Regions from separate parts of the Homo sapiens genome. Here region 2 is linked to region 1. A link is an interaction called in ENCODE POLR2A ChIA-PET data of the cell type or tissue named here. Cell type or tissue: HepG2. All regions are shown on one strand. Links, peaks and the distances in the headings refer to the core of each region. The heading gives the core; the rest is flanking DNA. Region 1 overlaps LOC105372061 (a long non-coding RNA gene). Region 2 overlaps MAPRE2 (microtubule associated protein RP/EB family member 2).

The links. ChIA-PET counts read pairs that join two places held together with the same protein. Peaks named below come from ENCODE experiments on the same cell type or tissue, not always from the same donor. Only the 100,000 strongest peaks of a DNase experiment are listed, where the experiment ranks them.
Region 2: POLR2A ChIA-PET joins it to region 1 with 7 read pairs; 2 of 35 experiments call an interaction of 5 or more read pairs at or near these places.

What each region holds. Positions count from the first base shown.
Region 1 is chr18:34,922,434-34,939,973 of GRCh38, reverse strand. It overlaps LOC105372061 (a long non-coding RNA gene), which reads left to right. Exons shown (of 9, transcript XR_007066333.1): 2 at 6,331-6,443. Among named protein-coding and RNA genes, the nearest start is that of MAPRE2, 110 kb to the left of the region's middle. RefSeq lists an enhancer at 10,415-10,709. In HepG2, for the core only: no CTCF peak of the experiment used is centred there; DNase peaks (open chromatin) are centred at 10,563 and 11,343; H3K4me3 peaks cover 1,743 bases.
Region 2 is chr18:35,082,437-35,087,436 of GRCh38, reverse strand. All of the region lies in intron 2 of MAPRE2 (microtubule associated protein RP/EB family member 2), which reads right to left. Among named protein-coding and RNA genes, the nearest start is that of MAPRE2, 44 kb to the right of the region's middle. In HepG2, for the core only: no CTCF peak of the experiment used is centred there; DNase peaks (open chromatin) are centred at 1,586 and 2,566; H3K4me3 peaks cover 799 bases.

The DNA.
Region 1 (17,540 bases), core at 7,645-12,644:
GTTGTGTTGACTCTATAGATCAATTTGGATAAAAATTGCCCTCTTTGATTTGGAGAAATTCTGAAATAGTTTCTGCAGAATTGGTATTATTTTTTGCTTAAGTATTTTGTAGAATTCAACAATGAAGCCATCTGAGCCTATTAATATGTTTGTAAGACTTTTATTACAAATTAACGTAATTCATTTAACAGAATATAGGGCTATTAAGATGTATTTCTTTGAACTCCCTTTTGTTAATTTTCATCTTTTAAGAATTTTGTCTATTTCTTTATCACATTTATTGGTATAAAGTTGTTCATAATATTCCCCTATCTTTTCAGTGTCTGTAGGATATGTACTGATATCCATTTGTTATTTCAGATATTGGTAATCTGTATCTTCTGTCTTTAATTTTTTTGATCATTCAAGGTGGAAGTTTATCAACATGATTTATTTTTTCAAAGGCTAGGTTTTGGTTTAATTATTTTACTCTACTGTCTCTTTTTTACTTTACTGATTTTTGCTTTTGTCTTTATTATTTTATTTCTCCTACTTACTTTGGTTTAATTTGACTTTTTCTTTAGCTTCTTAGGGTCCATAACTTTTTTTACAGTGTGGCTTCTGCATACTGTGCCTGGGTCACCAGACCAGTACCATGTGGCTCCAGCACACTGAGAGATGATGGGCCTCAGTGAGCAGCTGATGCCGTGTATCGATTTGCCAGTGGCCCGTAAGATGCTATGGAGTAAAAATTCTGTTCAAAATCATTGAAGTGATTAATAGATAATTGTATTATTTCTCTCAAGAGGTTGAGAGCAAACAACAGAGTGAAAGTTTAGTTGTGAGAGTAGAATATTCTCAGATAGTGAGTAGTTGAGTCAAATAATGGTGCCCACTAATTGAGATAATGCATTTCTGCCACTGAAGGGACAGCAAAGTAGTTGTTAGTGCTGCCTTGAATGCTGGAAGACATTGTAGTTTGTAATTATGTTCTAATCTTGATAGAGCCTGGTTGTATGGCTGATCTTGTGTTTCGACAGGGCCTGGACATGTTACTGAGTTTGCCTTTTCTTTGCATGAGTAACTTTACCATTCACTCTTCTCCATACTTGATGTTACAAAGCAAGTCTCTGATCAACTACTCCTGAGAACCAAATGGGAAAAATTTTAGTGATAAAGCAAAAACACAAGACTCAATTTTATGTGTGCATTGTGTGATTCCATGGCAAAAACATGTAGAAAATGATTGAAAAGAAGTATATGGGATTATAGATAATGTTCATTTCCTTGTTTGTATTTTTCTTGCTGAAACCAGATTTCTTTAGACCTCACTTGCCTGTGTATAAAGATACAGTTACATTAAGAGTAGAAACCCAAATATCTCTGGCATAATTCCCTGTGTGCTTACACAGAACTTGGCTCCTTGTAAACCCACTTCCTTTTCCAACATAAGGAATTCCCAAACATTATTGATCTGAGGTAGAAACTAGGAGTATCCTAGACTCAAGTAGGAACCTTAGCGATATATATTTTTTATCATAAGCATGTATTACAATATCTTCATTATTCTCAGATTCTATATTTTCACATTTATTTATAACCCCAGATTAATACTTGCAGTGTTTTCTGGTCACTCATGGACATGTGCAGAGTGGGAAAAAAAATGGAGCCATCACATGCACATGTTCCCAGCTGAGTGAGCAATGTGATGTCTGCCTTCTTGCTTCAGCTCTTATGCTGTAAACAAGTGTCCTTCTAGTGGTCTATTTAGTGTCATGTTTTTTACACTTTTGTGCTTTTTGTTAATAATTTTGCTGTGTGAAGTGGCCTCCAAGCATAGTGCTAAAGTGCTGTTTGGTGTTCTTAAGTGCAAGAAAGCTTTAATATGCTTTACAGAGAAAATATATGTGTCAGTTTTGCTTCAGGCATTAGTTACAGAACTACTGGCTGTGAGCTCAATGCTCATGAATCAGCAATATATATTAAATAAGGTGTTTTTAAACAGAAACAGAAAAACAAGGTTATGTATTGATCCGTTGATGAAAATGTTGTGGTTAGAAGCTTGCTGGGACCTAACTCTGTATTTCCCCTAGGAACAATGGTTCAGGATTTACTAATTCAGTGTTCATGGTGGCTTTATAGAACACAACTCTCATGAATAATGAGAATTGACTATATTTTAAGAGGGAAAATAAAGACCTAACAAAAAATACAGACTAGAATGCATATGAACCAGTAAGATTAACATTAATAATTCTAACTGATGGAGGAAGACCAGAAATTGTAAAAGGATGTGGGGTCCAAGATCCAGAAGCAGGTACCTTTCCATTTTAGGCTTGAGGGAAAGAGATAAGGGAATAATCAGAAGAAGAAAATTTGAGGGGATGGAAGGGAATGGCAGAGTTGAAGACCAAATTTAAGGAGTTAAGGGCATCTACTAAAGATGATGTGGGGGGTTAATTAGGGACCCAAAAAGGATGTCAGCATTTTGGAATAGTCACTGAGAGGTACTAAGGCTAAGAAATGAAATGGTACTTAAAATGAAAGAACAAGCAACACAATTATAATTTATGACTTTTTTTTTGTTAAGATACATAGAAAAATGAGGTTTATAAGCAGATTGTATGGAATCTATTGTATAGATTGTTTAAACAGGCAGAATACTAACAAAATAATATTGTTTTCCCTAAGCCCTTGGCCAGGCTTCTAAATTGGATGTGTGGTGGCAGAACTATCATTTCCAGGCAAAACGTATATGTTCTTGATACTAAAATAAATTGTTTACGTGTTTTTCAAGTGCTAGTCCTTATGTTGTATATTTGTAGACATCCATTTAGTAGTAATTGGCAATTATTTATTGAACATCTACTAGATTACAGAAGCCAGAAATACATAAGAAATTAAACCTAGCCTCAGCCATCAAGAATCTTAGCTAAGGGTATATACTCCCAAATGAAGAGACAATTATGATTCAGTGTGGTGAGTGCTGCAGTGGGATAGACATGGGATACGTGGGAACAGCTGGGAAGCCTCAGACCCAGTCCTGGAGGTTTCATGAACGAGATAACCGGACTGAGATAATTGGGCTACAAACAGCTGGCTGGGAGGGATTCTAGGTGGTACAAAGTCCCAGAGATACAAACCACATAAAATTGCATACCAGAATTAATATCAAAGTATCTATTCTATTCTATTTTTGTATTACATTGTCAAAACCAGTGGCTGGCCTGAGTGCTCTTATAATTTTTCTGTGTAAAGTTTTATGTGACAATTATCATAATCATCATCAAAATTTTAATGTCAATATTTCTATAAATTGCATTTATTATTTATTCTTTTAAACTATTACATGTTCTGCCACTTTGATTATAATCAGAATATATTTAAAATTTGAATGGCCATAAAATAAAATAAATTGTTATCAATTTATAAACACGCTAAGCAGAAATAAAAATAGACATTTGTCTATCTATCAAACTATTTTAGAAACTCCACAAAGATGATTTAAGAACACGTTTTGTAACATGGAAAGGATTTTAGGTGAATTTTTTACTTAATATCTTTATTAACTAGCTTTTCTAAAATAGTTATAAATAACCCTCAAGCATTTTTTATAAGCCAATCTTTTTCTCCCAAGCAAAGTTGTGAGAAAATGTTCAACTAATAAGCCTTAAAGTTAAGGATTCTGGCAAAGTTTGACATTATAAACACATATATTTTTTGAAGAATAGAGAATTTTTATAAATATTCATTCTGGATGAATACTCTGCTTGGAAGTGGTTTGTATTTCAAATAAAATAAACTTTACATTGATTTATCTGTCTTTTGTATATGGAATAGGAGATATAAGTGATTTCAGATGTGTTGGGAGTTCTTTTTATTATTCAATTGGCTTTTATTAAAACACTATCATATAATACTTCCTTGCAACTAGAGTCTTTTTTGCTTTAGGACAATTTAAAATTACATAAATATTTCTTTTTTTCACACACAGACTCATTGAAAACAGTTTGGCACTAATTAGAGAAATTCATGTAAGTTATGTGGTCATATATTGCATATTAGCCATTTTCTCTGACCTGTCAATTGGAAGAATGTTGCTATAAAAATATGGAGAACAGTATTTTAAATAAATGGTCAAACTGCATTTGGCACTTATCAGAGCTGGCTAAGGGATCTTGCATACTATTAGATGTATTTGAAAGTGTATTATTGGTTTAAGGAATACCACTGTGGGCTTTTTTTTTCTTCCCTAAATAAGTCATTTGAATTCCTATAACTTTTTTTGCATAAGAGTGAGTGTTGTACTTCATAAGAAATGTGTTATTTATGTCAGTATATTTCCATGATGCTGCTGTGGTTTCAATTTTATATTGACATAACATAGAGTCATGAATGGGCATTTGGGATTTTTAAAAAATCATTGAATTGATATATTTGAACTGAAATGCTGTCTATTTTTCTGTTTGCTGTTGGAAATAGATGCAGAATGTTTGCATTATTAATAGAGGGCTTTGGGTTAGTAGTTTCATGCAAGTGAATGGGATGTACAATTAATGACAGAAATTAAATTATTTTAAAAATAGTTTCAGTAGAGGAGAGAGACTAAGTTATTAACTTGACATTTTAGATATGAATTATTAAGTTACTGAATATGAAAACGTTATATCACAGAGGTATAGCCAAGGGAAAAATCACATTTGCTTTAGACTAAATGTAGCAGAAAATGAGAACCGGGAATATTCCCTCTCGCCATATCTATGATATACACATATGATAGATTTCCATGTGAATACCCAGATGTTGAAGAAATTCTCAGTAGTTTTTCATACATCATAGTGGACAGTTGTTACAACTATTAACATTATACTGTATCAGCAAATTGTGGACTGCTATTCAGGATAAGCTGTGCTTATACACAGTTCTCACATAGCTAAAGCAAGTGAGTGCAAAAGATACAAGGACATGCTGGGTGCGGTGGCTCACGCCTGTAATCCCAGCACTTTGAGAGGCCAAGGCGGGCAGATCACGAGGTCAGGAGATCGAGACCATCCTGGCTAACACGTTGAAACCCCGTCTCTACTAAAAATACAAAAAAACAATTAGCCAGGCGTGGTGGAGGGCACCTGTAGTCCCAGCTACTCGGGAGGCTGAGGCAGGAGAATGGTGTGGACCTGGGAGGCGCAGCTTGCAGTGAGCCCAGACGGCGCCACTACTGCACTCCAGCCTGGGTGACGGAGCGAGACTCTGCCTCAAAAGAAAAAAAGAAAGATACAAGGACATGCAGGAAGTCATTCTATATATATATCTGAAAAGAAGCAAATCATTTTTAAATGTTGATACTTCACTAAGGCAAGCCGTGCATTTGATTATTGTACACTAGTCTGTTCCAATAGCATATTGAAAAACTGCTGGCCTAGAGGACTCTGGCTATGGAGAACACCCATGCATTATGAGTCATCAAGATTTCTTTATTATCAGTGGAAAGTGGCATTACAAGACCTGAATTAATTGCAACATACAGATTTTATTGGATTGAGCTGTTCACCAAGTAGCACTATTGATTAAATTCTAAGATAAATGCTTTGATGAAATCTTGAAATCAATAAATCTATTTGCATTATGACTTTAAATCATTTGTTATTTTAAATGGATGTGATGGTGAGCCATCTGGGAATATAATTTGATGAATTATAGATAAAAATAATGATTGGACTTTATTTATATCAACTGGGTTTTTTTTGGATCTCCAGTTGGGTGCCATTTCTAGAGAGTTTTGAGAATTAGGACTTGGACACATTTGAATAAATATTATATTCCAGGCATTGTGCTTGGGAATGATGTATGTCTTTGTTAAAAATAAAAGGATTGTTTTCCTTTGGCAATTAAGGTGCTGTTTAAAAGCTGTAAAGATGTAGTTACCCACAATGACATCATTCTAAGGCCTGGAAAATGGAAAAGGTTAAGATATGGAGAACAGTGGCTCTCAAGTTTTTTTTCAGTGGAGAGATAAGAAATTAAACAACAAAAAGAACATGACACAGGAAATATTTAAGGTGAAAGAATATAATTTTTTCATAAGAATAACTGAATTAAATATTTTTCTTTAATATCAATTAAAATTTTTTGAAGGAAATAACATAAGAACTGTTTCTTTTTTTCCTTATAAATTATTTATAGGGCAAAAAGGAGACTTTCTAGCAGGACACTGAAAAAGACAAGGAACCCTTGTGCGGATGAAATGCTAAGTGAAGTGTTAGGTAGTTTAATGTACAGTGTAGAGACAAGTAATATTGGCTCATTTCTGTAAACAATGAAAGGATTGTGTCATTTTGATTGCTGTTCCCTCAGGTAATTCCTCAAATGACAAAATGAATTTATCTACATTTCTAATAATGAAATCAGCTTCATCACTGGAATGGGATCCTGGTAGCAGACTTCTCAGTCATCTTGCAGCAATGTGGGTAAGCTGTACTGGCTCTCTTATTTATTCAACACCTATTTATGTCAGCAGTGGTCTAAGTGGTGGGAGTACAATTTAAAAAAAAAAAATCAATGATTTTTCAGTTTACTGAGAAGAGTGAAGGTAACAAATATAAGGCATTCACAAGGGAAAAAACAGCAGCTGCATTCTCCCCAATTTCCCCTTCTGCCTGTACATGTAAGACCTAGCTTAGTCATTGTGACTGATTGTGCAGAAACACTACTCACAAAATACCCATACACATTTCCTAATACCCATATAATGAAATGGGATCATGTGACTAGCTATGGTCAGTGAGTTGGACGTAGAAATAGAATTGATATAGTTCACTTCTAGGAGAAAGCATTATTAACAGGTATGTGATACTCCAGTTCTCTCTTCTTCACTGTGGTGACCCGGAATCCATGTGTTCTAGATGGTGTAGCTATAACAAGGAATTAGACTGGGTCCTTGAGTCATCGTTTTGAAGGGAGCTATGCTGAAGAGCCTCTAGACTCATGGTAGACTTGCTGTGTGTTAATCCATTGATAGATCATGGTTGTTGATCTTGCAGCATAACCTATCTTATGCTGACTAATGGATTGCCAGTAACTGATATTCCCCTGCTGCCGCCATCAGTAATCCAGAGATGAAACTTCCAAGCACATTAACAGTGTTCTAGGAAAATTTAGGGGACTCATTCTTTAATTCTTTAACTTATAATTTAAACATAGGATAGCTTAGCCTTAATCTCACCTACCTTTTTCCCTTACTACAAACTTTTCACTTTTGGCCCAGTATTTTAGTTGGACAAAGAAAATGTGCTACACTCAAGTAGGCTAGGTGATTATTATTCATGCCTAACCTTGATGTTGCTGGATTTTTGTTAAACAGAATCTTTGGAACTTGAACCTGTTGAAGGTAACAATAATAAGTCAGCACAGACAGTCACCACTTAAGAGAGATTGGTACTGATAAGCACTCTAATGACTCCTATTGTCTGCATAATGATGGTGGTGATGGTAATGCTAATGTCAGCTAACACTTCTATGGCACTTTAATATGTACCAATCATGAGTTTAAATTCTTTTCTATATATTAACTCATTTAATTTGTAATTAATGGTGTTCCCCAATTCTACTTCTACTCGTCATGAGTACTAACTTCATTTCACTGCTCAGTGAAATTTCTTCCAACTCCTCCAGGAACAATGATCACTTCTTCTGAGCTTCCTTACAACTTGGTACATATTTTTGTTAAGCATGTATAAGATTATATTGCAATTATTTGTTGATGTGTCTCGAACATCATATAATCCATAAGGGCTGCTTCTTGTTCAATTTTATATTCCCCAAACTTACACATTGTCTAGAACACCAATCAACATAAGATGAATGATTGAAAAAATAAATTTAATAAATGAGTGAATAAATAATTGAAATTACATGAATTTTTCCATTTGTTATGGCCAAGAGAGTACCGACAAATAAAAAACTGGGAAAATGGTCTTTTTACAGTGAAAACAAAAGGTTTTTACAGCTTTATAGTAACCCTGAAAATTTATAACAATAATTTTAGGCTTCACCTTCAAAGCAGCTTTTAATCAGGTATATTCTTTGGCCTGGATAATCAGATGTGACCCCATGGGGGAAAATGACACAAGAGCATTAGAAAGATTGATTTGTAAGGAGTCTCTTTCGTGCCTAGAAAGTGGTATTTTATACCCTTCGGGACATGGGTAGAAAATGGCCTAGTGCTCTTAGCTAGTGTCTAGGACTTAATGGAGTGGTTCTCTATAATCAGATATGAGACCTTTTAAGTAACTTAAAGGCAAAACTGCAAAAGCTTAAAATCTGGTAGCAAAACAACAGTGTTCATTGGCCTTCACTAGGATTAATGGCTTAAATTGTTATTATTTGCTATTTAATAAAAGAGAAATAATGCAACTGAAGGTTTTCTTTCAGAATTAAAGCATTCTGATAAATGATTCTATTGGAACTTTGACATAATTTTTATTCCAATATGTTAAAATCAAGGTCATTGATGGGTATGTGGACTTCCAGGCAAAAAAGGATGTCTCAGAAAGAACTCTTGAACATTCCTTACTGTATTGTCAACTTGGGAAATATTAAGGCTCTGTAATCTTCAAATCTGAAAGGGAATAAAATAAAAAAAATTTATTGCTATGATTAGTAACATTAGTAGTAACAGACATTTATTGAACTCTTACCATGTTTCAGGCATGCTGCTAATTCTGTATGCATTTTACCTTATTAAATCTTCCAAGCATCTTTTTGAGAGTTGTGTTATTATTTCCATTTTACAGATAAGGAAACTAAGGCACAGAGAGGTTAAGTAAATTGTCCTTGTCACAATCTCACATAGTTAATAAGCAATCCTAAAGCCCAATTCTTAATCTACACACTGCACATGCTCCCTATGGATGGGAATGGAGTTCTTTTTCTTCTTTTCCCCATCTTAATTGGGGTATAATTGACAAATAAATTCATCTATATTTAAGGTATACAATTTGATGTTTTGATATACCCATACATTGTGAAGTGATCACCAAACCACAATCAAGCTAGTTAACATATCCATCATCTCCTAAAGCTACTTTTCTTTTGATATGGTCAGAATACTTAAGATCTACCCTCTTAGCAGATTTCAAATATAGAATACAGGATTATTTACCATAGTCTCTATACTGTATAGTAGATCTCCAGCGCTTATTCATCTTGCATAACTGAAACTTTGTATCCTTTGACCACAACTCCCCATTTCCCCCAGCCCCCAACTCCTGGCAACTGCTGTTCTACTCTGTGCTTCTATGAGTTTAACTATTTTAGATTCCTCATATAGGTGAGATCATGCAACATTTGTCTCTCTGTGTCTGTCTTATTTCACTTAGCATATTATCCTCCAAGTTCATCCATATTGTTGTAAATGGTAGGATTTCCTTCTTTTTCAAGGCTAAATAATATTTGTGTGAGTGTATGTGTTTATTGTGTATCACTCCCGTGGCTCTTTTCCATGTTGCTGAGGTTGGGAAACAAGCTGGACTAGTACGAGGCTCATTCCTTTTAGTACCTTCCCACCAAAAAGTACTTTCCTCTTGGATCTACTATGGTTGGTTAGGAGGCTGGGGAACACACCCTTTTCTGAGAATCCTTTGCAACCCACAACTCTAATTTGGGTTGTGCCTAAGATTAGACAATGGGGACTTAAAAGAAACTGCCGACTCTCTCTGCCATTCAAAGGGACAATCTATGCTGTGTTGTCTAGATACCTCATATATCATTTTTTCATGATTCTCTGCATGATAAAAATTTTAAGAGACCACATGTTTTAAGAAAATATTATAAAAAAGAAAGCCAAACAAACTGAAGTTCAATTTAGGGCTAATGAATATCTGGAAGTCTTTTCCGCAGACATTTTTATCACAGGTGGTTGGACAACATTTATTTTTTAAACAGCTCATAGGTGCCTATACAAATTATACAATTAGAAAGATTTCATCTTTGTGGTAAATGGAAATAACTAGGGAATCCTAAAACTATCTGAGCATGGTTTTGTATCAGTAATAATAAAAATAACAGATTGTTTCATAACTGAATTTTGATATTTGTACAACTCATAAAATACTTTTACTAGTGTATTATATGATTAGATTTATAGAAACAGTTTTTGAGGTACATAGCTTGGGTGTTCTTATGAATTCTTACTTTATAGATGAGGAAACAGATGCTTGTTAGGTTACATGACTTGACCACAACCAATGGGGACTCACATCATATGCTCTGCCTTAAATCTCATAGTTTCAGCTTTGCAACACCTGACCTTTCTACCCAACCCATGACTCAGCTCTGTGGCCAGCCTCATGAGGGGATTAAGGAAAATGGGAAGAAGAGGCCTAAGTAATTTTTTCATAGATTATTGAAAATTGATTCATAAGACCTGGAAATTGAAATGTTGAAAGCACGGCTATCATCACAGCTAATTATGGGGTTGCAGATGAGTTCGACTTATCTGGGCTCAATGACTAAGGCTTTTAGATTCTCTCCTTCCCTCCCTCCCTTCCTCTCTTTCCAGAATTTGTTTAGCTAAAGTGACTTATGATTCATTCAACAAATATTTACAAAGCCCTAATCCACTTGCCTGGAAAATGCCCTTCTCTGAAAGTCAACCTGGCCCCACTGGATTCGAACAGTAAGTTCTGAAAAGAAGATCTAAGCTTTTCATACTGTTATTGGTTCAGTATTGCCTGGCTCCTTAGGGGCTTAAATGGCATAATAACTGGGGGCAAAAATTCCCATTACTGTACACATGCTATGTATAAGACACAATGCAAGATATTTGGGATGAGCAGAAAACAAAATGCAATAAAACATATTCCTTAGTGATCTTATAATTTAGCAAAATAGTTTCTAGGCCTAAATATTATGTGCCAATTCATATTTTTTCCTCTCTTGGACAATGTAGATTCTTCAGTATTAAAAGACCTAGTGTAATGAGGAAAAAAGATGTACTCATTTATTTAATTCATAGTGAGTGTCTGCTATGTGATCAGGTAACATCCCAGGCCCTGGGGAACAAAAGCAGCCTGAAACCACCTTATAAACCCCTGCCTTAACTCAAATAGGGGGAACAATTTAAAAAGAAATAAACATAAAAACTAAATGAAATGGTCCAAATTGTGTTATGTGTGAAGAGGCCAAAAAATAAAAAAAATAAAAAAATCAAGGGGCTAAGAAAAACACATTTGGAGAGGGGACCTCCTTTAGGTAGGACGCTCATGAAAGCATTTGGAGGGCTTCATTTAAGCTGGGACCTAGGGATGAAAAGAGTTAGTCATATGAAGAGAGAGGGCAAAGGCCTTCCAGGCAGAGGGAACGGCAGCAAAAAGTCAAAGGTCAGATTTCATTCCCACCAGGGCTAGAGTCAAAGATTCAAATGACGTGGTCAGGATTTGGTCCTGCTCTTCACCTCGCAGCTCTGCTTCCCTGTGTAGTAGTTTCATTCTAAGCTATGCCCTCACCATGCTCATGGCCAAGGCCCCATGTCCTGCTTGGCACTGAGGGTGCAGAAACCCACGGTGGGAGGATTTTACCAGAGGGAAAATGGATTCTGGGTAGGTAAAAACAACCTCCCCCTCCCCCATCCTTGAAGCCTGATTTGAAAACCCTTGAAGCCTGAAAGAGTTCCAAACAGATGGAGGATGAGTGTGGCAGGTTGTGGGAGGAGATCCGCCAAGATTGGGTGGGGCTGGTAGCGAGGGATGCATCCTCTAGGTGTTAGGAAGAGCAGCTTGGATTGGATCCTAAGAGCACTGGAAAGCTGTTAAAGGGTTTTAAATGGGAGTGATATAATTTGATTCATCTAATTTCTAAGATTTTTTCAAACATTTAAAATTATCCTCTATTTGAAAATAATTTCAAATTTATGGACAAGTTGCAATAATAAGAATACTATGTGGGATACTCATGTACCCTTTGTTCAGATTCACCTAATGTTAACGTTTAGTCTCATCAGTTTTATTATTTGCCTCCTCTATCTGTTTCTCTCTCCCTCTGTCTCTATCTCTCTTCTGTTTCCCTCTCCCTCTGTCTCTATCTCTCCCTACACACAAGAATAATCACACACATAAAACATACACATATAATATTTTTGAGCCATTTTCGAGTAAGTTGCATTATATTATCATAGCGCTCTACCCCTAAAACCTTCAGCATGTTTTTATTACTAAGAATATTCTATGACAAAACCTCAGTACAGTTAGCCACTTCAGTACCTTTAATTGTAATACAATATGTTAATGAAATCTAACATCTGCATTCCAGTGTTGTCAGTTGACCCAATAATGTCTTTTATAGATTCTTCCCCTCTCCTGTACAGGATATAGTATAAGATCACATACTGCATTTGGTTTTCATGTCTCTTTAGTCTCTTTTAATCTGGAACATTTCTGCAGCCTCTCTTTGTCTTTTATAGCATTGACTTCTTTGAAGAATACAGAATGTTCCCCATTTGGGGTTCCTCTGATGATTCCACGTGGTCAGATGGAGATATATGTGCCAGACTGAAATACTACATAAGCGATGTTGAGTCTTTCTCACGGTTTCACATCTAGAGACACATCATGTCCATCTGCCCATCATTGGCAACACCGATTTTGCTCCCCTGGTGTAGGTTTTGTCCAATTTCTCCTCCCCATTATTATATTATTTTGAAGCACATAAACAATCTGTGAGGAGTTACCTAAGACCATGCAAATATCCTGTTTCTCATGAAAAATTTCCCCAGGATTTAGCATCCACTGATAATTTACTTGAATCAGTCTTTGCTATGATGATAACAAAATGTGATTTTTCCAAAACTGCACTCCTTCCACATTTTATCGGTCAGTTCCATAAGCAAGAATACTCCTCTCTCCTATTTCTTTATTTGTTACTGGTATGGACTCATGGACATAGTTTTTCTAATAGTCTGTACTTTTTTACTATTCCTAATTGTTTTAGTCATCAAATTGTCTCAGATTTGGCCAGTGATAGACTTTTCCAACTGAAACCTGAATCTTGTGACATGCTCCCATGAAATTTTTTTAAGTACATTTTTACTATCTGGAAAAACAAGGTGTTCCATGCTTACCTGTACTTTCCTTGACCCAGCCTCAGAATCAGCTGTTTTTCTGAGAATCCTTGGTATTTGTTAGTGAGGAATGGGCATAGAGACCAATATCTGGGTGCTAGGCATAAAAATTGCTATTGGCATGGCTCCAGAGGCAGAGGTAGAAAATATATGCATATCTTACACCCATGTAAATATGGATACATACATGTACATGTACACACACATATATACATCAATCTACACATATACATGCATACATGCAAACACCTACGTATTCCATTTCTAGTTTAGAAAGCATGTGTTGACATTTATACCTCCAATTGTAATCCACTGCACAGGGTTGTTCATCCTCATTGCTTTTATAGTTAGAATTTGACTCTCAGCAACATCAACATACTTATTCATTTGCTCAATCCTGTAATGCATCTGAAATAGTTTCACAATTGCTTCTCTTTGTCACTAAACACATCCAATTGTATTTTTTTTTTTTTTGAGACAGAGTCTCACTCTGTCACCAGGCTGGCATGCAGTGGTGCAATCTCGGCTCACTGCGACCTCCGCCTCCTGGAATCAAGCGATTTTCCTGCCTCAGCCTCCTGAGTAGGGGTATTACAAGTGCGTGCCACCACGCCCAGCTAATTTTTGTATTTTTAGTAGAGATGGGATTTCACCACATTGGCCAGGATAGTCTTGATCTCTTCACCTCATGATCCACCCGCCTTGGCCTCCCAAAGTGCTGGGATTACAGGCGTGAACCACCGTGCCTGGCCCAAACGCATTTTAAAAGTTCAGGGTTTGGGCCAGGTGCAGTGACTCATGCCTGTAATCCTAGCACTTTGGGAGGCCGAGGCGGGCGGATTGCCTGAACTCAGGAGTTCGAGACCAGCCTGGGCAACACGGTGAAACCCCGTCTTTACTAAAATACAAAAAAAAAAAAAATTAGCCGGGCGTGGCAGCATGCACCTGTAGTCCCAGCTACTTGGGAGGCTGAAGCAGGAGAATTGCTTGAACCTGGGAGACAGAGGCTGCAGTGAGCCGACATCGTGCCACTGCACTCCAGCCTGGGCAACAGAGCAAGACTCTGTCTCCAAAAAAAAAAAAAAAAAAAGTTCAGGGTTTGTTTGTTTTTCTCCTTCTCCCCTTGTCTCCCCAAACCTGAGGGTAGATAATAAAATATTGTGTTCACACATGACTTAGATTCAATCTCTCTCTCTTTTTCTCCTTCTGTGTGATTATTTATTTGAATTACAATTGGGTTCACTTGTTTTAGTTTGATTTCAGCTTCAGTTTTCCTCTTTCCTAACCTTGTTGATTTAATCTTGTCAGGACATTAACAACCTTCTGAAAGAAAAATTAAATGGGAAGTTATCCTCAGAGAAGCGTTACTCCCTCTCACATCCCTTCCACCCTGTTCACTCTGCTCCCAACCCCTTGGAGGTAACCAACTTCATTGCTTTCTAATTAATCTTTCTTGAACTCCTTTTGTAAGGATAAGCAGGTAAATTCATGCTTTCTTGTTTTCCTCTTTCTTTCTTACAGAAAAGGCACATACTCTGTGTATTGTTTTGTACTGTGCTTTTTTCAGTTAACAATATCTCCTGAAAATTCTCCATATAAGTTCATATTGTTCTTTTTCTTTTTCATAGCTGTGCAATACTCCATATGTGTATGTATCATAGTTTTTTTCAATCTCTTATGCCCAACATTTGGATAGCTTCCAATATTTTGCCATGATAGATAATGCTGCAATAAATAGCCTCTTCCACACATGTATTTCCATATGTTGGAGAGCTATCTTCACAGTAAATTTCTAGATGTGGAGTTGCTGGATAAATAGCTAAATGCATATGTACTTTTATTAGATATTGAAAAACTCCCCTCCATAGAGACTGTATTATTTCTTGTGTCCCTCCTGCAATCCATTTGAGGGAATGAAATCTCTACTACCTTACAAGACAATGTATTGCTCTTTGCCAAACTATCTGCCATTATTTCTTATTTGGATCAAGTTCATTTTTCAGGAGATTTTTTGAGAAGGGCACATGAGTACATTAGGAAATAATTTCTTGAGTTCTTGCATGCTCAAAGACATCTATTTACAGCATTGATTGTTGAAGAACAGTTTGGATGGATACAATATTCTTAATTTACACATTTTTAGTTTTTTTTGAAAATGTTGTTACTATGTGTTGAATATGTCCCTGAAAGTTCATGTGTTGGAAACTTAATCCCCAATGCAACAGTGTTGGAAGGTGGGGACTAATAAGAGGTGACTAGGTCATGAGGGCTTTAACCTCATGAACAGATTAGTGTCATTATGATGGGAGTGGGTTATTTATCTCAAGAGTGAGCCTGATATAAAAACAAGTTTGCCCTTCTCTTGCTCTCTCGCTTTTGTCCTCTCTTGCCCTCCCACCTTCCACCATGGGATGATGCAGCATGAACGTCCTCACCAGATGCTGATGCCATCCTCTTGAACATCCCAGTCTCCAGAACTGTGAGCCAAATAAACTTCTCCTGTTTATAAATTACCCAGTCTCAGATATTCTGTTATAGTGACACAAAATGTACTAAAACAGTGGGTCAGTTGTTGCCTTGTTTTGTATGTTGTTTTTGACAAGGCCAATGCCAGTTTATTTCTCTGCCATAAGGTGGATCTTCTAGTAATGACTTCTCTCAGCTTTTGTTTATCTGGGAACAACTTTATTTTCTGTTCATTTTTGAAAGACAGTTTTGCTAGATGCAAGATTCTTGGTTGACAGATTCTCTTAGCACTTTGGATATTTCATCCCACCTGTTTTAGCCTCTATCTTTTCTGATGAAAAGACAGCTGTTAATCTAGTTGGATTCTCTTGTAGAGGATGATTCATTTTTATCTTGCTGCTTTCAAGATTTTCTTTTCCATTTGTCTTTCAAAAAATGTCAGGGTATGGATCTCTGTGTTTACACTATTGAGAGTTCATTTTTACTTCTTTCTTTATCTCTTTTTTTTTTTTAATTCTCATTTGAATCTAATTTTGGGTACCTTTTGATTTCTGATATAATTTTATCTTTTTCTCTCTTTCTTGAATTCAGCTTTCATTTTATTTCTTCTTTCCCATTCCCCTCTATTTCCGTTCTTGATTTTTGTTTTTGTAGTTCAAGGCTTTTTCATACTTACAAATATTTGTGTAAAAGTGTTTAATTCTGTTTGGAGTATTTTATGACAATTTCTTCAGCTTTGTGGTTGATTTTGTGGGGAGGGGTTTTGTTGACTAAAATGTCTCAACTCACATTTTCTGAGTTGTTCTCCAGCTTTTGTATGGATGTGGTCTGCTATTTGTATTCCTATTCATTTTGTAGTCAGTGCTCCTAGTTTGACAATTCTCTATTCTGATGTTTCTACCCTCTGAGTTGCTTTTATGGATGGTGTTGTTTGATAGTGTCAGGAAGACAAAAAATTGTGTGCTTTGTTTTTTTTGTTTCTTTAATTATTTTATTTAATTTAGTAAATATCTTTTCCTTTTCTCACATTCTACTTTTCTTTTACTGCTATATTTCCAAGGGTTACATCTCCTTTCCTGTACAACTGATTTTTCCCCTGAGTAATGCTTCTCAGAGACTGCTGCTTCTGGTGCCATCATCCTCAAACCCCTTCCCTTTAGCTGGTATTGTTAATTACCAAGTTCTCCCCTGTGATTAGTGTTTACTGCTGGATCTTTCTCTTTCTGGGGATGCTTTTGTTTGTACCATGTTTCAGTTATCTGTGCCTCTTTGATCTTTTCATAGTCTCTTAAGGATTGCCTCCTCCACTCTTTTCACCCACAGGCTTGTAGTGGTAGGTAGGCATCAGGAGCTCAGCTGGAGTTTTTTTTTCTCTACTTACAGAGAATTTGAGTGTCATGATATTCTCTCTCATAATACTGCTAAAGGAGTGGATTATGTATGATTTTATTTGCTCTCTTTGTTGGTTTTATGTTTTTTCACGGGGTGGAGGTTGAGTGGTAGATTCCAAATTAGGCAGTCACCATGAACCATTTAAAAAAAAAATTTGTTTTTTGAGATAGGATCTTGCTCTGTCGCCCAGGCTGGAGTGTAATGGCACAATCACAGCTCACTGCAACCTTTGCCTCCCAGGCTCAAGTGATCCTCCCACCTCAGCCTTCTGAGTAGTGGGACTATAAGTGAATGTCACCATGCCTGGCTACTTTTTGTATTTTTTTTTTTTAGAGATCGGGTTTCTCCATGTTACCCAGGCTGGTCTTGAACTCCTGGCCTCAAGTGATCTGCCCGCCTTGGCCTCCTAAAGTGCTGTAATTACAGGCATGAGCCACTGTGTCTGGACATTTTTAAAAATTTTAAATTTCTGAAATCAAGATATATCTTACAGTTATGTAATAAGAAAGCATTATGTCATAGTCTAAATGGTATGTGCTTTCTGATGTACATACCTTGTGGAGGTGTGTTTCTCTGGTACTATTTAAAAAGC
Region 2 (5,000 bases), core at 1-5,000, 160 kb before region 1:
CTTTAAAAGCTAAGCATAGGGTAACACATTCAAGTAACACAACCCAAATTGTAGGATGCTGTGCCTACTAAGAGGTTAATTATGATGGGATATACTCTGAGCCCATAAGCTCAAGGTGCTGCTGCAATTGTGAAGGTCTACAAGATTCTGAAATGATCTGGAAATAAGTAGGGGGGAAAAAACTATTCTTTCTACACTGTCTGTACCCCTGCAGCCCTAAGATTGGTTTCAGTTGTTATACATCAAAATTGACATAATGAAGCTGACAAGTGTGAGGACAGGAATAAAAAATGAACAGCTGGGAGGCTGTATGAAGATGGCAGAGCTCAAAAATGAACATTCATACTCAAAGGATTCAGGAGTGTATGATTTAAGTCTATAAAATCATGAAAAGCCTAAGACAATTTCATTTTCACCAGATCCCAGGATTTCAACCATAGAGTAATATCAGAATAAATGGACATTTTTAAAGTGGAAATTTTCAGATAAAAGGAAATATTACTCTAATAACAAATTTATGGAATATATTACGCAAGAAACATAAGACATAAAAACACCCACATTTGGGTAAAATCTGTTAGCGTTTTCATATGTATTTTAAACATTCTGAATCCCATAGTATCCTTAAGAGGTAAGTATTTTTATTATCATTCCCATATTTTACAGGTATGGGAACAAGGCTCAGAAAGTCACCCAGCTAAGAAATTGCAGAGTGGAATTTAAACTCTGATCTGAACTTCAATTTTTTTTTTTTAAGAAAAACATTCCTTTTTTCTATGCTGCTTTTAGGAAATTATATGTAAAAATTGAAAGGTTCAAAGAGTGTTTGGAAATTTTTATAGATTAAGTTTTAGAAATTTTTATAGATTTTTATAGATAATTCTAAAAGGAAATATAAAGGAAAATGCAAGAGAACATATAAATCGTTTGGACTGGTGTTAGAAGTATCAGCTATACCTTTTCTATTTATAGTAGAATCTTGGGCTTGATAGATCATTAATCTGCTCCAATGTCATGACTTTCCATTTCAGTATATATACACTCATAAGAATTTCATTTTACATATATACAATGTGTATATAAAAATAAACATCATCTCTATATATAATCTTATTGATCGCCCATATATATGAGATACATATCTATATATGTATCTCATATATACATGTATATATATATCTTATTGGTGTCAAAAAAAGTCTCACAGCACTTTTCCAGAAATGCAACACAATCTGTGGAAAAACACATCAAGCCAGATTGGGTTCTGCCACAAACAGCTACTCAAATTGCCCATCTGATTTCCTCACAGGCCAAGGAACTATTATACAGAGATGCCTATATCACTGAGGGATTTAGTTACAACTTTTCACTTTCCATAATCTTATTTGGTACTGATGAAAGGTTAGAAGAAAAGCACAACAACCTCAATTAATTGGACACATCCATGTGATCATACTCTTCATGATGTGAATCATTACAGGTAAATGATTTGTAAAAAAGCTTATTATCTCAAGCTAGTATCAACAAAGAATGGGAAGGCAGGAAACAGAAAACTATGTTGGCCTTTGGATCTGAGCCTTCTCATCTTGAATGAACAGTGACATGTCGTCACACTCTGCTAAGCCAACAGTATTCTTATGTGCAAAACGTCAGTGTTGGACTGATCTCTGGTCTCTAAAATTAGATGATTTTCTAATTCTCAGTCTGTCACCAAGTTCTCTTTTAAGGGATACTTGATATTTCTGCTAATTAGGAGACAATGATGCTCATCTTCATATGACCAAGATGTTTGCCAGTGCTCTTGCTTCTAGCCATCACTGGCTTTTGTCATAGTTAATATAAGAGGAGACTTACTAATAACACTGCTGCCTCTGGTGGAATATTCCTGGGGGCACACACACCCTTTCCAGATTCAGTTCTGGTGACCCTATCTTCCATGTACTTCTCTTTGAGATCTTGACATTAACAAACTCAGTAACATAGCCATATTTTCTATCCAGTAGTTGAATATTAGCAATGAAAAATCTCCTTCATATTAGATTGTTCATACGCAATAATCATAAAGTCATCCCAGCTTTATTTTGGCATTCAGCTCATCATTCCTTGAACTGATGTTCCTGCAGAACTGCAACTATTACCTAAGCCCAAACCTCGTGTTGAAGGAAGCATTCCCCTTTGGGAAATCAGGGCTTTACTAAAGAGGAAAGTGAGGCTGCAAAATACAAGGTTACATATTTCCAGCACATCAGCAGAAATCTCTCTACCTACAGAAATACATGCTGTAAGGAGTTTAATGGCAATTGTGAAATAATGCTTTGAAATATTAACATTTTAAAGGAATTTAAAATCCCAAAGTTCAACTGTATCATTCTAATCTAACAAAAATCTGATTAAATTAGTAGTAGCTTTTTGTTGTTTTCATAGGCATCCTTCACATTCCTGGCATGGAGGAGCAGCTTGAAAGCTTCAGTTACCACAGTATTATTTCAGTCTGTTAAGGGGAACTTTGGACACTGTTTACCTTACCTGCCCCGAGCCACAAATGCCAAAATAAAGATCAAGAGTTCAGAAATCCGGTTTCAACTGAGATTGCTCCCTTGAATTCCCATGGTCCTCAGCTGAGCTTCCTGCTTCTCTCCACTACCTGACATTGTCAGAAGCTTTTTATTCCTATTGTAAATAAGTCCAAAGACAAGTAGCTTTCAAACTGATCCCATGTAGAGGAAAAGGAGTAATAGCCAGCAGGAAGATTTCAACTCCTACAGACACAGAGGCGGCTTATGTGAACTGAAGAGAGTGCTGAAAAGCACCCCATCTTTTCCCTTGAACACACAGAATAAACTGTTGAAGGACATTTTCATCTCTTTTCTTGTACAGGAAAAGAAATAAGCTAGTAATAATCATTCAGGCAGAGAGGCAGATTTTTAAGAGCATCAGCAGATTAATTAAAAGGCCTTGTCAAATCATGTGATTGGTCTTTTATCTGATAAATGCCCTCAGTTTTTCATTAATTCATATGATCTTAAAACCTTTTTAAGAATCTTATAGGCCTGCACCAAACTGCAGTTAAAGGTGCCAGTATCCTCTGTTTATAACCTGCTTTCAACAAGAACCAAGAATACTTTTTTAAAAAGTAATGTTATTTTATTTATTATTTTTTTTTGAGATGGAGTCTCACTCTGTCACCCAGGCTGGAGTGCAGTGGCACAATCTTGCCTCACTGCAACCTCCACCTCCCAGATTCAAGTGATTCTCCTGCCTCAGCCTCCCAAGTAGCTGGGATTACAGGTGTGTGCCACCACACCGGACTAATTTTTGTATTTTTAGTAGAGACAGGGTTTCACCAAAAAGTAATGTAATGTTTAAATCTGAATTTATTAAGAAGCCTGCAGAACTACATTAAATGTTAGGCCTGCTGTAGAGAAAATTGATCAGATATTAATATTACTGTAACAAATTGATTTTAAAAGTGCTTCTTCATAGAAACATCATGGAAGAATAAAGAGTATTTTCTACTATCTTTCAAAAGGAAATTTCAATGGAGTAAAAACCTATATAACAAATAGCCCTTGATTAAGATTTAGGTATCAACATTTTTATTAAAAAGTAAATTTTAGAAAATAGAGATTTTACTGGCAAGTAAAATATCTCATTGGTTTCAGATTTCTTTTCGTCTGCTGATTAATGGTGCAGTGGCCAGCGCTCAGTTTCATGCCTAGATTCTAACACCAGTGATTTCTTGTAGGATAATGTGCTCATCAAATTTTACCAAAATAAGGTGTCTGACTTGGTAAAATATGATTTGGCTTCTCCAGAGGAGCCAAGAAGGAAGAAGTAGGAGAGGCACTGGGAGCACAGGGCAGGAATGGTGTGCAGGACAAAATGTCACTGGCTTCCAGGGAGGCTGATACTGAAACTGGCAGTGCGATGTCTCACAGGCTAGAGTCTGAGAGTGGAGCTAAAGTTAGAATTTGACATTCCAGATAGAGGAGCAAAGGGGACATAAAAAGCTTTTACTACAAATGAAAAACAAGTTCGAAAGTTACATATGAAACCCATTCTGAAGAAGTCAGTTTTCTCATTAGGGTCATGAAAATAGAAAGTTTCATAAAGCTCTAATATCATGGGATATAGCTTCTCCACATGTGCACTCACGTATTCTCACACACTTGTATTACCCTTCTACTTTAATGGACAAAAAGGTGCTTTATTTTTTAAAGGATTGATTAAATATGTAAGGTCAAATTTAAGGTAAGACTTAAATTTAAGGTAAGACTTAAGAAGAGCTTGAGTAGAAGGTAAGAATCTGAAAAGATATGAGATCTTATCTAATTTTTGTAGTCATAGGTCACCTCTAAAGAAATGCCCATCTGTAGGTGGCATGGAGAGATGTCACTTTGTTTATTTAGCAATGTTAAACAAACCAGCAAATACTTATTGAGGAATATGACCTTAGTCTTAATAAGAACCAAGTAACTTAGTCTTGAGAGTCTGGAGAAATACACATGGAAAAACAGCAAAAATACAAAACAACTATAAGTGCTAAACTGTATGGCCTAGATACATAAATATTAGTAATATTTATAAATATAGATACATAAATATTAGTTCCATACAGTTAGTTCAAAGTCTGCCCAATAAAAAAACAACAAAGAGTAATCAGTATTATCAAACACATAAAATCAAGCCAAACTTGCATGATCATTTCAGTCCCCAAGGAGCTTAACTCCGAATGCTGAAGACTTAAAACAAGTACTCAATGAGCGTAAGGCTTTGTAAAGGTCTGATCATTGAAAAGAGAGAGAGAGCTCACATTTTGTTGAATGTGATCAGGAAGAATAGGGCAAAGTGGCATTTGATATGAATTTCAAAGGAGATACTCCAAGCAAAGACAAGGAATCAGGGCATATAAGTGAAACGTGCGTTTGAGGAAATACAGGTTATGGGTAGGGAGGCTGTGGGGATAAATGTTGGAAAGGTGGAATGCAGCTAGATTGCTC